Linked DNA regions of Homo sapiens: all the other regions are linked to region 1. Evidence: read pairs that join two places in POLR2A ChIA-PET (ENCODE). Cell type or tissue: endothelial cell of umbilical vein. All regions are shown on one strand.

Region 1 (2,500 bases):
TACTACTATTATCCTAGTTTTATGAATGATGAAGCTGAAGCTTCCAAACGCTAAGTTATATCAATATTAAAGACTGGGCTGGGCGTGGTGGCTCACTCCTGTAATCCCAGCACTTTGGGAGGCCGAGGCGGGCAGATCACGAGGTCAGGCGATCGAGACCATCCTGGCTAACATGGTGAAACCCCGTCTCTACCAATAATGCAAAAAATTAGCCAGGCGTGGTGGTGGGCGCCTGTAGTCCCAGCTACTCGGGAGGCTGAGGCAGGAGAATGGCGTGAACCCAGGAGGCGGAGCTTGCAGTGAGCCAAGATCGTGCCACTGCATTCCAGCCTGGGCAACAGAGCGAGACTCTGTCTCAAAAAAAAAAAAAAGACCACATGCAGTTGTCCATGAAATGGGAAGGACAGATAATTAACTATTATCAATCGTGTCATGTAGTTATGAGTGGAGTTGTATAAATAAGTGTAAAACCAAAACCTAGTAAGGTATTTATGCTTGTAAATAGTTTGCCCATATAGAAAAAAACCAAGACTTGATTAAAATGATTTATACCTATAATGATTCACTATTGAAAGTTAAAATAGGCTGGGTGCAGTGGCTGACACTTGTAATCCCAGCAATTTTGGAAGCCAAGGTGGGGGGATTACTTCAGGCCAGGAGTTCTAGACCAACCTGGGCAACATAGTGAGACCCCATCTCTACAAAAATAAAATAAAATTAGCCAGGCATAGTAGCACACACCTGTAGTCCCAGCTACTGGTCGGGGGAGGCCAAGGTGGAGGATCACTTGAGCCTGGGAGGCTGAGGCTGCAGTGAGCCGAGATCACGCTACAGCATTCCAGCCTGGGTAAAAGAGTGAGACCCAGTCTCAAAAAAGAAAAAAAAGAAAATTAAAATACTTCAGACAGAAAGTCCCAACTGAAAAATGGAAATTTGGGAAACCCTGTTGACAGAACAAGGTCTATTGAAGAAGAGACTCAACCAGTAGTATACTGGTAACCTATTAGACAGCTGTTTTTTTATAGGTGGGAATTGGGGGGCTAATTTATAGCAATCGTCAATTTCAATGGTATAAATACTTACACCATGGAATTCAAACTGTCAGTGTGACATTAGTCATCCCTCAAAAATTCTTGAAAATCTACCAGTCAGCTCTTGTGAGTCAGTTCCAGCACTCCACTGGAAGAAGCTAATATGAACCCTCTGGCACCACCAGACCTCATGTTCCCTTGGGTATGTCTAGCAAGGATCACTTTGGGATCTCAGAACTGCAGTCAGCCTGAGGTTTTAGCCCTTCTCCTATGGACCAAACAAATGAAGTAAAAAAGGAACACCGGGCATGAATTATGCTGATTCTAATGTATTTTTGATATTGGAGTTAGGAATAGGTATGAGAGACCATCTTGTTTCAGTCTTTGCTTTTTGCTTGTGTTTTCTCTCTTTTTTTCCAAAGTATTCAAAAGATTAATTGAATAAAATATAATCAGATATTAAAATGAACATTAAAAACTGGATATAGAGATTGTCAGAGTGGTCACTTCCTGTGTTTCAACATGCTTGTGTGATTCCATGCCTGTATTCCTAAACAGTACTTACACAGCTTCCCCATGTGAGCGCCTGAGAAGTTGGTATTGATTTATTTGATAAGTGACTGAGTTTTGTGTATGAAAACAATTCACGCATAGAAATTTAACTTAATGCCATCTTAAACAAAGGATTCATTGACCTAATTTCAAGCTCATGGGTGATTGTTACGTGAACTTTCAGAATTATGTCTTTCCAGTTTCATTCTTGATTCACAACCAAACAGGTATGGTTTAGACTCTAGGATTGAAACAAGGGTCTAGGGTAGAATCAAGTTTTCTTTCAGACTTGTCCCACAGATTTTTAAAAATATCAGAGCTCCTGGTGTTATATGAACACTGCATTCTTTTGTCACCTCCAACAAAAAAACTAATCAATGCTGCCTAAAATTGAGATTCTAGATAAATATCTCAAAAAATAAATGAATAACAAATAATGTTATTAAAAACAGGGAAAATTTAAGCAACATGAGAACTTACGACAGAGAAAATTAATTAATTTATTTATTCATTAAATATTTGCTGAGTATTTACTTACTAAGTGCCAGGCACTGTTTAGAATCTTTGGGATTCATCATTGCCTCCAAAGGACAGAGGTTCCTGTTTTCCTCGGATATATCCACATGACTAATTGCCTTACCTCCCTCAAATGTCTTTTTTTTTTTTTTTTTTTTGAGATGAAGCCTCACTCTGTCACCCAGGCTGGAGTGCAGTGGCGTGATCTCAGCTCACTGCAACCTCCGCCTCCCAGGTTCAAGCGATTCTCCTGCCTCAGCCTCCCGAGTAGTTGGGATTACAGGCAAATGCCACCATGCCTGGCTAAATTTTTGTATTTTTAGTAGAGATGGGGTTTCACCAGGTTGGCCAGGCTGGTCTCAAACTGCTGACCTCAGATGATCCACCTGCCTCAGCCTCTC
Region 2 (2,500 bases), 120 kb before region 1:
TTTGTTTAGAAAACTAACTGATGGCTGAACATGGTGGCTCACACCTGCAATCCCAGCATTTTGGGAGGCCAAGGTGGGAGGATCACTTGAGGCCAGGAGTTTAAGACCAGCCTAGACAATACAGTGGAGACTGTCGCAAAAACTTAAAAAAAAAAAAAAAAAATTAGCTGGGTGTGGTGGCATGTGCCTGTAGTCCCAGCTACTTGGGAGGTTGAGGGAGGATGATCACTTGAGCCCAGGAGTTGAGGCTGTATGAGCTATGATTGTGCCACAGCACTCCAGCCTGGATGGCAGAGCAAGAATCTGTCTCCTAAAAAAATTTAAAATTTAAGTAATTGATTTAAAAAACCCATATTTATGTTTTTACGTAAATAAGATTATATAACACATACTATTTTGTAACTTGTTTTTTTATGTAGTGTCACAGAAATCTTTCCCTTGAGCTACCCAATTATTTTAAATTATTGTATAATATCCACTGCATGGACATATTACATTTCTTTACCCATTCCCCTAACGATGGACATTTAAGGTATTTCCAATCTTAATGGAAAGATTACTAGAGAAGAAATTGCTGGGTCAAAAAGCAGTCTCAATTTTTAATTCTGTTAAGTACTACAAAATTTCCCTCTACAGAGATTGTAACAATCTGTACACTACCATCAATGGAGTGAAAATGCCCATTTCCCATACACTCTGGCTAACACGATAGACTATAATCTTGTGTAATATTGCCAGTCCCACAGGTGAAAAATGGTATGTTCTTATTCATTTGCATCTCCCCCATTACTGATGAAACCAAGTATCTTTTTTACATGCATGTTAGCCATTTATATTTTTAAAAAATACTTTAAACTTAAAATGGTGGCACGAGTTGATTAAATGCAACTCAATATGGTGGGCTTATTAAAATACCGCACCCCCTCCCAACACACACATTTTTTTTTTCCTGGAGTACTTAAATAGGTTTCAGCACAACACTTCCTATTAATATGAAAAGTTTTGCTTCCAAAATCTGTTTCTATAACAGCAGGATGTTTACATTTCAAACATTAGCCATAGTTGACTGAACTGAATTTCTTAGTTAACTTTATGATGCCAGAAGGCAAGACTATTTCTGATGTCAATTGCTTTTGTTATGTTTCATTAGGACACAGTAGAAAATAATTTCAAATTCCGGAAGTGCATATTATACAAAGTGGAAAGGCTTGTTAGTTTGCTGTATTTTTCATTAGGAGCAACCTCTTCCTCTCATGGCCAATACTAGTGAGTTTCTCAGCCTCTCTAATACAGATTTTCTGCTATTTCCCCACTTGAACTTCCTATTCACTGTCCCTCAATAATCTTCTCTAATAATTGCAATAAACTTTAAGATTCTAGTTTATCTCTGATTTGCTCAAAAGAGAGTAGCTAAGATCCCTTGTTCTATCATATCATTCATTCTTTTTCATTAGTTTCCCCTCCATTTCCTATAGAAGAGGCAGGTCTATTGATTTTAAGAATTTGATATCATAAAGTATCTTTCTTTTTATTATTTTATCTAGTTCTCTTTTTAAAATTGTTCTTTTTTTGAAGCTTTCTCTCAACATCCATCTTTCCCTTCTTCATTTTTTGTTTGTTTTTTTTTTTTTTTTTTTTTTTTTTTGCTTGTTTTTACAGTGTGGCCTAACATACTTCAAATCCAAATAATTCCCAGGATCTCTGTCATTCTAAAATTTGTTTCTTTTAGTACATTTTCTTCCTGAAAAAAAATCTATTCTGAGAATTTTGAAGATGCTGCTCACGGGGTTTCTACAGGAAATTAAGCATAGTATCCTTTATATGTTAGTAATTTCTTAGTATGATTTTAACAATAACTTTCTCAGTACACCCCTAAAAAAGGGAATTCATACTGTTATTCCTTAATTAATCCTTGGCTTTACCAAGCCAAGTTAAGGCTTGGTAAAACAGATCATTTTTAATTACTACAATCCTATACACATAACACCCTGCTTGTCACTTTTGTACTTTTCTAGTATTCAAAGCCATTCCCACTCTCCTCTTAGATGACAGCCACACGTGGATGTCAAGGCATTATCTCCAGCTAGCAACACCATTAACGTGTGCTACCATCACATGTTACCAAACTGTCTATAAACTGAGTGACAAGCAGATGGAGACGACACTAAATTTAAGATGTTGTGTTGCCATATAGCTTTGTAAATTTTTCTGGGAGATCCACAAACAATGATTAAAAGAAACATAATTATTTTTAAATAAGCATAGGGGGTGCAGCTACTTTAAACATCAATTACTTTCACATAAATTTATTTGAAAATAAAAAATTATTATCTCTAAAGCAATATTCTTTCCAAAGGAGAAGTAGTTCTTTACCTGTGCAGCACTAAGAAGGTGTGTCCGATAAATTGCAATTACTTCTTGGTGCTGTCTGTCAGCATCCTAGAAATGTGGAAAGATGGACAGATGTGACTATCAGCGTTCACATTTCCAAACTTTGGAC
Region 3 (2,500 bases), 100 kb before region 1:
AGGTTGGTTTTTTTTTTTCTTATTTTTTTCTATGCTCTCTCTCAGCAGAATCACTAAAACTTCAGAAATATTGAGGACTCTTAAACTAGGCTACATGATAATAAAACATATATCTTATAATCAATCAAAACAAAAATGATGATTTAAATTTATAGCATAAATATTACTGTTGTAGGAGAGAATAGTTTAATAGTCACTAGGAAACAAAAACAGATTTTCTAGAGAAACTGTTTAACATTGCAGAATAAAAAAGATTATGTAGGGTCTAAAAATAATTCATAAATGTAATTTTAAAATGCCTACTTGCATTAAGACCGATTTCTCCAAATTAGAAAACTATGTTTATGTTCTTTCCATAAAAAAATGAACCCTAAATATCACAAGACAAATGTCTATGTCTACTAATCAACAAGGCAAATTTGGTAATTCATACAATATACAATTTTAAAATACAGGTAGCTAAGGAGAATCAGAGCTTCAGTAATTATCAGAATATGTTAGAAGTTACAATAGTCATCTTAACGTCTTCCTAGTTCCATGTGCTGATGAAGTTTAGCAGCAGGAATATCTTGTACAGTTATTCCTGTATAGTTAAACAAGTAAGAATAAACATTCTTCTTTACTTGAACTAGGTGAACTGTAATGATAATCCATACTTTTATACTTACGGTTACTGAAATGACTTCCTGATCCTAAATGATCACTCTGAAATCAGAAGCATAAAATATTTTAGGGTGAATGCTGCCTCATTTTGTTAAATTCTGTATCTATTTTAGCTCTAAATCATGCAGTCATTAAAACTACATTTTTGACATTCTTGTTTCTCCAGAGCATTATTCTACTCAAACCCACAAAAAGAAACAACACTAGCAACACTTAGAGAGATCAGCTGGGAATAAAGTACTTCACTAAGCATTTTAATAAAAGCAGCCAAGTGTTTTAAGAAAAAACTTTATTGCTCAAAAGAAAAAAAAAAGTGAGCCCTAAATGAACTGAAACAACTTTCAAAGACTACTGTTTGCTACTGCTTTACCTCAAAAGGAAGGAAGTGGCCACATTCATGTCAATAACTCATTTTACTTTACCACTGTAGGAAGCAGAAACCCTACCTCATTGACTATGAAATATCAACATAACCACTTCTTCCAGAGTTTATAAAATACCAAGTACTTTGAAAGTAAAAAGAGAGAGAGAGCAGGAAATGAAACTGAGGCAGAGACCTACACATAGTAATAAATCCATCAATCCATTAGTTAGGAAATAATAGAGAACTCTAGCTACAGTGAATCAAAATATACTGGGTTGTTCCTTTTCCCAAGTAAGCCAAATACAAAGAATCTAATATATAAATTAAAATACTACACTTCAAGGGTAAGAATAGGCCAGGCACAGTGGCTCACACCTGTAATCCCAGCACTTTGGAAGGCTGAGACAGGCAGATCACTTGAGCCCAGGAGTTCAAGACCAGCCTAGGCAACGTGGTGAGACCTCGTCCTTACAAAAAAATACAAGAACGAGCTGGGTGCGGTGGCTCATGCCTGTAATCCCAGCACTTCGGGAGGCTGAGGCAGGTGGATTGCCTGAGGTCAGGAGTTCAAGACCAGCTTGGCCAACATAGTGAAACCCCGTCTCTACTAAAAATACAAAAAATTAGCTGGGTGTGGTGGCGGGCACCTGTAATCCCAGCTAGTAGGGAGGCTGAGCCAGGAGAACTGCTTGAACCTGGGAGGCGGAGGTTGCAGTGAGCCGAGATCGTGCCATTGCACTCCAGCCTGGGCAACAAGAGTGAAACTTCGTCTCAAAAATAAATAAATAAATAACAACAAACACACACAAAAACATTAGCTGGGCAGGGTAACCCAAGGTACTCAGGAGGCTGAGGTGGGAGGATCACCTGAGCCCGGGGAGGTCAAGGCTACAGTGAGTGGTGATTGCACCACTGCACTCCAGCCTGGGTGACAGAGTGAGATCCTGTCTCAAAAACAAAACAAAACAAAACAAAAAACCCCAGAGTGAAATGAAGAGTAAGGACAGGCAGATGTAGTTCATATTTGTATATTTAGGTGTATCAGTCCTAAAAGCTACATACCAAACTCTGAAGTAGTTGACCATGATAAAACAGTCCACAATTCCATGACTAAATTAATGCCACCTCCATTAATCATTAGTGCCCCCACAGTATGAAAAAATACCTATAAGCTTAGTTAAGCTCTTTGTTCTATGGAATATTTAATACTAAAGTTTACAATAACTACTAAATGGCCTCATACATGTATTAGGGGGTGCTATGCACATAAGGAGTTCAAAAAACTTAATTTGGTCTTATTATCTCTATTACTCAAATGAAAACAAATATAAAAGTTGTAACATAAAATCAGTCTCATTCTAAAATATCCATTTTCCCCATATTTTTATACATACAAGGGAAATAGCTACATGTTAAGTTATTATACATAACTCGTAACAGTAATTCCTTTGACAGTTAAGCTTTTTTAAGCAT

Evidence for each region. ChIA-PET counts read pairs that join two places held together with the same protein. Peaks named below come from ENCODE experiments on the same cell type or tissue, not always from the same donor. Only the 100,000 strongest peaks of a DNase experiment are listed, where the experiment ranks them.
Region 2: POLR2A ChIA-PET joins it to region 1 with 6 read pairs; 2 of 35 experiments call an interaction of 5 or more read pairs at or near these places.
Region 3: POLR2A ChIA-PET joins it to region 1 with 5 read pairs; 3 of 35 experiments call an interaction of 5 or more read pairs at or near these places.

Annotation. Positions count from the first base shown.
Region 1 is chr15:70,774,189-70,776,688 of GRCh38, forward strand. It overlaps a transcript of UACA not described here. Among named protein-coding and RNA genes, the nearest start is that of UACA, 12 kb to the left of the region's middle. In endothelial cell of umbilical vein, no CTCF peak of the experiment used is centred here; a DNase peak (open chromatin) is centred at 1,163; H3K27ac peaks cover 230 bases.
Region 2 is chr15:70,657,778-70,660,277 of GRCh38, forward strand. It overlaps UACA (uveal autoantigen with coiled-coil domains and ankyrin repeats), which reads right to left. Exons shown (of 19, transcript NM_018003.4): 18 at 2,374-2,439. Among named protein-coding and RNA genes, the nearest start is that of SALRNA2, 24 kb to the left of the region's middle. In endothelial cell of umbilical vein, no CTCF peak of the experiment used is centred here; no DNase peak of the experiment used is centred here.
Region 3 is chr15:70,671,297-70,673,796 of GRCh38, forward strand. UACA (uveal autoantigen with coiled-coil domains and ankyrin repeats) reads right to left here. Exons shown (of 19, transcript NM_018003.4): 14 at 669-705. Among named protein-coding and RNA genes, the nearest start is that of SALRNA2, 37 kb to the left of the region's middle. In endothelial cell of umbilical vein, no CTCF peak of the experiment used is centred here; a DNase peak (open chromatin) is centred at 1,085.